Linked DNA regions of Homo sapiens: region 2 is linked to region 1. Evidence: chromatin contacts called from ENCODE Hi-C or POLR2A ChIA-PET data. All regions are on one chromosome and are shown on one strand. Each heading gives the region's core, a stretch centred on a gene start or an enhancer-like site at or near the end of the contact. The rest is flanking DNA. Distances are from core to core; before and after follow the strand shown.

Region 1 (4,010 bases), core at 756-3,255:
CGAGGTCAGAAGATCAAGACCATCCTGGCTAACACGGTGAAACCCCGTCACTACTAAAAATACAAAAAATTAGCTGGGTGGGGTGGCGAGTGCCTGTAGTCCCAGCTACTCGGGAGGCTGAGGCAGGAGAATAGCGTGAACCTGGGAGGCAGAGCTTGCAGTGAGCTGAGATTACACCACTGCACTCCAGCCTGGGCGACAGAGCAAGGTTCCGTCTCAAAAAAAAAAAAAAACAAAACAAAACAAACAAAAAAAAACCTTTAGCTTACGGATTATATGAAACATTTCTTTTGGCCGGGCGGGGTGGCTCAGGTCTGCAATCCCAGCACTTTGGGAGGCTGAGGTGGGCGGATCACTTGAGGTCAGGAGTTCGAGACCAACCTGGCCAACATGGTGAAACCCCATTTCGACTAAAAACACAAAAATTAGCTTGGCGTGATGGCGCATGCCTGTAGTCCCAGCTACTTGGAAGGCTGAGGCAGGAGAATCGCTTGAACCCAGGAGGCGGAGATTGAGGTGAGCTGAGATCGCACCACTGCACTCCAGCCTGGACGACAGAGCAAGACTCTGTCTCAAAAAATAAAAAAAGCAATAGTTCCTCTAACTTTCATCATTTTTCTGCAAACACGAGCCCTTAGTACAACGGGCTGGAAGGAGAGAAGAGGTTGGCAGAGCCCAGCCTAACGTATGGATGGAGAACACAGACCTTATGTTTTACCCATGGAGTTGCAGAAGAATCAGCTTTATACACAAAGCCCCTAAGTCTGCCGATAAGCATTTGCTGAATGCCTCGACTGTGTTCAGAGCTGAGTTATGAGACGAGGTCAGTGTGTTATGATGCCAGCGTGGTGGACGCCAGACTGGGAGCCAGGAGACCTGCCAATTACTTGATTTTCAGAAACAAAGCAAAAGCCCAAAAAATTTCCCCTTCTCAGGGCTTCAGTTCCCTTATGTGTAAAATTAGGGGGCTGTCATGGTTAACCTCAGCCTTAGGTTTCTTCTAACTAGAACTGTGACAGATTCCAAAGTAGGATAATGAGTTCCCAGGCTCCTGGATCTTAAGAGGCTTCCCGGTAGCTGAGAGACTGAGAGCGACTGCACCCTAAATCGTGTTGTTTCTGAAAGAGCACAGGTTGGCCCACCTGGATGTCTGGGCACCTTCCTCTGAGGTGATGCAAAGGGGCCACTCAATGGGTCCTTGCTCAAAATGCTCCAGCCTTACTGGCCTTCTTCCCATTCCTGAATGCACCAAGTTAGTCCTGTCCCAGGGCCTTTGCACGTGCTGGTTTTGCTGCCTTGAGCTTCCTACAGGAATGGTGGCTGGTTCCTCCCTTCTCATCCTTCACATTTCCTTAGACGCCACCTTCTCCGAAAGTGCCATCTCTTACTACCCTAAAGGTCTTTTTATTTTCTTATTTCAGTGTCCATTCCCTTATTTGTGATCGCCTAATTATTTTACTTATTTCTTGTTTTGTTTGCGTCCTCTTTCATTCTGTTAGCTCCATGTAAGCAGGGGTCCGTTTTGCTTTATTCAGAACTGTATACTCAATGCCCAGTACAGAGTAGGTCTCAAAACATATTTGTTAAATGAATGACGTGGCAGCTCCACAATTCCAAGTAACCAATGACACCTAAAGTTGTTTCCCCATGAAGTCTCTGTCTTTTGGGTTCCGTGCATCGGGCTGGGCTCACAGGCTGCGGGAACTTCCTTCCCACTGCCTGTTTTCCTTGGATCGCGGTATCTCTCTTCCTGGAGGAAAAAGGCTCTTATGACCTCATGGCGCGCTCTCCCGAGCCGCAGTGACGTCATTAATGCGCTCACGCGTCACAGCCCAATCATAGGGCCCTTCCCCTCCCTTTAGAAGTCCCGACTGTCCCTGACACATTCCACTCCAAGCGAGCCGCGACACTTACGTCACGTCCGCCCGCCCGCGCGGTGATGACGTCACGACCCAGGGCTGGCGTCACGTGTCCCCCCCGCGGGGGGCGGCCCTTGAGGGCGGCGCTTCCGGTCGGCGGAGCCTGGTGGCCGCAGCGGCGGTGGCGACGACGGCCGAGACGTGGGGATGGCGGGCGCCGGGAGCGAAGCCCGGTTCGCCGGGCTGTCGCTGGTGCAGCTCAACGAGCTGCTGGAGGACGAGGGCCAGCTGACGGAGATGGTGCAGAAGATGGAGGAGGTGAGCCGAGCTGGGCTTAAGGCGGCGGCTGTGAGGCCTCGAGCGGGGTTCGCTCCTCGAACGGTGGCCGGAGGCGGAGGCGACCGCGGCGCCTCCGGTCGTGTTGAGGGGACTGGGCTAGAAATGGGGGCGCTTGGGGCGGGGTGCGGGAGCCAGGGAACCGCGACTGGTGCTTAGGCAGGAATAGGGGGCCTGAGAGGGGGTTTGAGGCACTGAGGGGACCGAGACTAGGGCGGAGGCGGGAAAAAGGGTCCTGAGACGGGGCTTGGGGAGCCGATTGGGGGTCCTGAGACAAGGTTTTGTGGGGCTGAGGACTTAAGGCTGGGTCTGAAGACTTAAGGCTGGGTCTGAAGTGGAGATTAGGGAGCCTGGAATGGGAATTTGGGGATTAGAGTGCTATCGTTGGGTCTAGGCGGAAGAGGACGGAACTGGGGGGATCTGAGATTGGTTTGGTCGGAGGAGCGGGGAGAGTAATAAGGGCTGAGTCGGAGGCGAGGATTAGGGGTGACTGAGGGGGACCAAGAGCTAGATCTGGTAGAGGTTGGGGGGTTTCCTTTGAGAGGAAAGGTTGGGGACAACCAGGGGGACTGAGGCAGCTATAGGGGATCAGAGTAGGTTTTGGGGGACTGAGTGGACTATCCAAATAGGACTCTTAGGAGAGGATTGAGGGTTCCAAGATGGGTTCGGGAGGCTGAGGGTCTGTAGCTGAGTCTATGAGGTGGTTCTGAGGCTCTTTAAGGGTTGGGCGAGGGTCCCCAGCCCAGGGTTTGGAGGCAGGAGTCCATGGTCATACCATAGCCAGGGTAAGGTTTGAAGGTTCCATGTATCTAAGGGGTCCCAATAATGCCCCTGGAGTCTGACTTCTTTTGAAGTGGCCCCAGCAGAGTTACGGGAGTTCGTGGATGGGCCTAAGGGTGGCGACAGGATACGTTTTTCTGTAAGGGTTGCCCCCTCCACCGAGGAAGGGAAGGTGGGAAATTTAGTGTGGCTGGCTTTGTACCACTGCGTCCCACGTGTCTGGGACTAAGGAAGGTTCCTGGAGCAGTTTCAGGAAGAAGTTAAAATGGGGGTTTGGGGCTGGCTGCCAACCCTCACCTCTGAGAGTCAAGCCTTGCCCAGCCCCTGGAAGGCATGTGCCAGCTCCTGTTTCTGGTTATCTTCCTTCACACCTTGAGGTGTGGTTTGCTCTCGGGTAACTGACTTCATCCTTGCAGATTTGCAGTGTGTGCTCCCTTTCTCTCAACCCATTTGGACTCATTCTCGGAAAGTCTGATCTTTTGGGTCTGGTTCTCCTCCAGGCAGGTGGGCCCAGGCTAATCCCAGCTCTTCCTGGCCCACCTACCACTCCTTTATGTCTCTGAAGTCTGAGCCTTCCCACGCCTACAGTGCTGAGCCTCTCACCCAGGAGCCCGTGTGGGGGCTTTTGGCTTTCTTTCCGAAGAGGGATTGTTCAGCACCAAGCCAGCCCCCTTAAAAGAGAGCTTGTATGGAGGTTGCACATTCAAAATCCCTGGAAAACCCTCAACAGATCATTGTCCGGAGCTACAGAGAGGCCACTGTAGTAAGATGGTATCAGTCTTTCCATTAATACACCCCTTGTATTCATGGGCTTTGTAACTTGACACATAATAACGTTGCTCCAAGATGCAGTGTACCCCGTTTATGGTCTCCATGTGGCACCTTCCATTTTGGAGAATAATAAGTGATAAAATCCATCCTTCTTAGCTGAATGAGTTTCATGTCTCCAAAGAAAAAATCTTTGCTTAGTTTCTCTGCTTTTCAGTTGCTGGGAGACCTTTTGTTGATTGTCAGCAGGGTTTTTCTGGTTTAATA
Region 2 (4,010 bases), core at 626-3,125, 560 kb before region 1:
GAGCTCCTGTTCAAAACTTTAAGACTTCTTCAAATTAAAATGGAGGAGAATTACAAACGGATAAGCATGGATTTTGTTCTCTCTCTCATCTGCATGCTTCTATAGATACTAACAGCTGGTTTCATTGTTTCTCATTAATCTTTCTAGGTGCACTTCCTCCCCGGCAGCATTAGGTTGAGATTTCCTACAACAATCTCTTTCGATTTTTACATTCTCTTTTTTTACTCGAGACAAAGTCTCACTCTGTCACCCAGGCTGGAGTGCAATGGCCAATCTCGGCTCACTGCAACCTCTGCCTCCCAGGTTCAAGTGATTCTCCTGCCTCAGCCTCCCGAGTAGCTGGGATTACAGACACACACCACCACGCCCAGCTAATTTTTGCATTTTTAGTACAGACAGGATTTCACCATGTTGGCCAAGCTGGTCTCAAACTCCTGATGTCAGATGACCCGCCTGCCTCAGCCTCCCAAAGTGCTGGGATTACAGGCGTGAACCACCGCGCCTGGGCCTCATTCTCATTTTACTCATCAACAGGGGATGAGAGCCGAAATGAATGGTGGGGGCCAGGGCGCGGTGGCTCATGCCTGTAATCCCAGCACTTTGGGAGGCCAAGGCGGGTGGATTATTTGAGGTCAGTAAATTTTGAGCTTCAGGATTCTTATTGTGAAATGTAGCTAAATGTCACTTCACTAGGTTTTTGTGAAGATTAGATCATATGGTGTCTATAAAAATGCATTACAATTATAAATTATTATACAAATTTAGAAAATTTTTGGCCAGGCACGCGCTGGCTCACGCCTGTAATACCAGCACTTTGAGAGGCCGAGGCTGGAGGATCGCTTGAGCCCAGAAATTCGAGACCAGCCTGGGCAACAAAGTGAGACCCCGTTTCAATCAATCAATCAATAATCAATTCTCCGGGCGTGGGGTCGCGCCTGTGGTCCCAGATACTTGAGAGGCTGAGGCGGGAGGACTGCTTGACCCGAAATGTCGACGCTGCAGTGAGCCGAGATCGCGCCACCGCTCTCCAGCCTGGGCGACTCCCTGTCTCTGGGGAAAAACAAAAAAATAAATGAAGCCTCTCCTTCCTGGGTCTTCGGGGTAAGACTCTGCCCCTCCTGGCCGGGCACGGTGGCTGACGGCTGTAATCCCAGCACTTTGGGAGGCCGAGGCGGGTGGATCACGAGGACAGGAGATCGAGACCATCCTGGCTAACATGGTGAAACCCCGTCTCCAGTAAAATACAAAAAATTAGCAGGGCGTGGTGGCGGGCGCCTGTAGTCTCAGCTACTCGGGAAGCTGAGGCAGTGGAATCGCTTGAACCCAGGAGGCGGAGGTTGCAGTGAACCGAGATCGCACCACTGCACTCCAGCCCGGGCGACAGAGCAAGACTGTCTCAAAAAGGAAAAAAAAAAAAAAAAGACTTTGCCCCTCCTGTGAAAAGCAAAACTGAAGGCGGAACCCACAGAGCCCTCCAGGGCATGCGCAGTGGGCCTCGGAGGCAAACACCTAAGTTTCTGTGGAAAAGCCTATCCTTCCCATCCAGCCTGCAGCCTGGCCGCCAACCCTCGAGGCCGCTCCCCCGCCCCTCTCCTTCTCTGGGGGCCGCAGGGAGTAAGGCGCCATCCTTCCAATCCAGCTCTCGTCCCCACTCCCCGCAACGCAACCCAGAATGTCGTCCCCTTTGCCAGGTTTCAACATGGCGCCCCACACAAGCGCGGGCACAGCGTCTGGGCCGCACTCCCTCTTCCTTCTCTCCGGCGTGGGGCCCGCTCCTTCCAAGCCGCTTCCACTCACCTCTGCAAAGCTTGGGCTCCCTTCCGACGGAGACAGGCGAGCAGCTGCAGGCGACAGCAGATTCTCCGCGCCGGCCTCGGCCTGACCTTTACATTGGTAGCAGCAGATTCGCCGCCGACGCTCGTTTCCTGTTTGTTTTACCTTTAAAATTTTACTCCCACGCAACGAGGGTGTTATCATCTCCGAAGACAATAAGCTAAAAAAAAATTTTTTTAAGAGAAAAATTGCTAATTCAACAACTAAGTTGAAAGAAAGACTATCGAATATGCAGTTACCTGGGACATTTTACTTTATTATTTATTTATTCTTATTTATTATTTTTTCTTGAGACGGAGACTCCCTCTGTCGCCCAGGCTGGAGTGCAGTGGTGCGAACTCGGCTCACTGCAACCTCCGCCTCCCGGGTTCAAGTGATTTTCCTGCCTCAGCCTCCCGCGTAGCTGGGATTACTGGCGCCCGCCACCACGCCCGGCTATTTTTTGTATTTTTAGTAGAGACAGGGTTTTGCCATGTTGGCCAGGCTGGTCTCGAACTTCTGACCTCAAGTGATCCGCCCGCCTCGGCCTCCCAAAGTGCTGGGATTACAGGCGTGAGCCATCGCGCCCGGCCCCAATTTCTTTATAAAAAAAAAAAAAAAAAAAAAGGCCAGGTGGCATGCCTCACGCCTGTAATCCCAGCACTTCGGGAGGCCGAGGCGGGCGGATCACCTGAGGTTCGGAGTTCGAGACCAGCCTGAGCAACATGGAGAAACCCCTTCTCTACTAAAAATACAAAATTAGCTGGACATGGTGTCATGTGCCTGTAATCCCAGCCACTCAGGAGGCTGAGGCAGGAGAATCACTTGAACCCGGGAGGCAGAGGTTTCGATGAACTGAGATGGTGCCATTGCACTCCAGCCTGAACAACAAGAGTGAAAGTCCGTCTCAAAAAAAAGAAAAATCTATAGCTTAAAATTTTATGTTTGAAAATATATGGTAGCCACTGTCAGTGGAGGCCATCTGCAGTTTCAGCTACTAGGGAGGCTGAGTCGTGAGGCTTGAGGCCAGGAGTTCAAGTTCAGCCTGTCAGCCTGGGCAACAGAGCAAGACCCCTATGTTGTTGTTTGTTTGTTTGTTTTTGTTTTGTTTTGTTTGAGACAGAGTTTCACTCTTGTTGCCCATATTGGAGTGCAATGGCACGATCTCGGCTGACCGCAACCTCCGCCTCCCAGGTTCAAGCAATTCTCCTGACAGCCTTCCGAGTAGCTGGGATTACAGGCATGTGCCACCATGCCCGGCTAATTTTGTATTTTTAGTAGAGATGGGGTTTCTCCATGTTGGTCAGGCTGGTCTTGAACTCCCGATCTCAAGTGATCTGCCTGCCTTGGCCTCCCAAAGTGCTGGGATTACAGGCGTGAGCCACCACACCTGGCTGACCCCTATGCTTTTAAACACACACACACACACACACACACACACACACACACACACACACACACACACGTGGTATGTACAGTACATGCAATGGAATACTATTTCTCCTTAAAAAGAAATGAAATTCTAATTGCTACAACATCATGAATGAACGTAGTTCATGGATGAACCATGCTAAGTGAAAGAAGCATAAGGACAAATACTGTATGGTTCCACTTATATGAGGGACCTAGGATAGTCAAATTCATGGTTGGAAAGTACAGCAGTGGTTATCAGGGGCTGCTGTGGGTGTTAGGAAGATGGCGAGGTATTGTTTAACAGATACAGAGGTTCAATTTGAGATGATGAAGAAGTTCTGGAAATAGATAGTACAGATGGTTTCACAACAATGTGAATCTACCTAATGTTATTTAATAGTTAAAACAGACTGGCCGGGCGAGGAGGCTAAGGCCTGTAATCCCAGCACACTGGGAGGCCAAGTTGGGAGGATCACGAGGTGAGGAGATCAAGACCAGCCTGGCCAACATAGTGAAACCGCATCTCTACTAAAAATACAAAAATTAGCTGGGTGTGCTGGCGGGCACCTGTAATCCCAGCTACTTGGGAGGCTGAGGCAGGAGAATAGCTTGAACCTGGGAGTCAGAGGTTGCAGTGAGCCGAGATTGCGCCATGGTACTCCAGCCTAGGCGACACAGCGAGACTGCATCTCAAAAAAAAAAAAAAAAAAAAAAAAAAGAACCAGGCACGTTGGCTTACGCCTATAATCTCAGCACTTTGGGAGACCAAGGAAGGCAGATTACTT

The links. Hi-C counts contacts between places; a loop is a spot of excess contacts on that map. ChIA-PET counts read pairs that join two places held with the same protein, here RNA polymerase II (POLR2A). Pooled maps may share reads with other maps.
Region 2: a pooled map shows a loop between it and region 1 (2.8-fold over the local background). The contact joins the promoter of SNRNP35 here to the promoter of VPS37B in region 1. A Hi-C loop is called at or near these places in 2 of 37 single-sample maps with no recorded cell type and 7 of 50 pooled maps. POLR2A ChIA-PET finds 5 or more read pairs at or near these places in 2 of 52 experiments (activated T-cell and endothelial cell of umbilical vein).

Annotation. Positions count from the first base shown.
Region 1 is chr12:122,894,119-122,898,128 of GRCh38, reverse strand. It overlaps VPS37B (VPS37B subunit of ESCRT-I), which reads left to right and starts at 2,005. Exons shown (of 4, transcript NM_024667.3): 1 at 2,005-2,177. The coding sequence starts at 2,067. RefSeq lists a silencer at 1,862-2,011 and an enhancer at 2,192-2,341.
Region 2 is chr12:123,456,004-123,460,013 of GRCh38, reverse strand. SNRNP35 (small nuclear ribonucleoprotein U11/U12 subunit 35) reads right to left here and starts at 1,875. Exons shown (of 2, transcript NM_022717.4): 1 at 1,798-1,875. RefSeq lists enhancers at 456-1,321, 1,568-1,647, 1,322-2,188.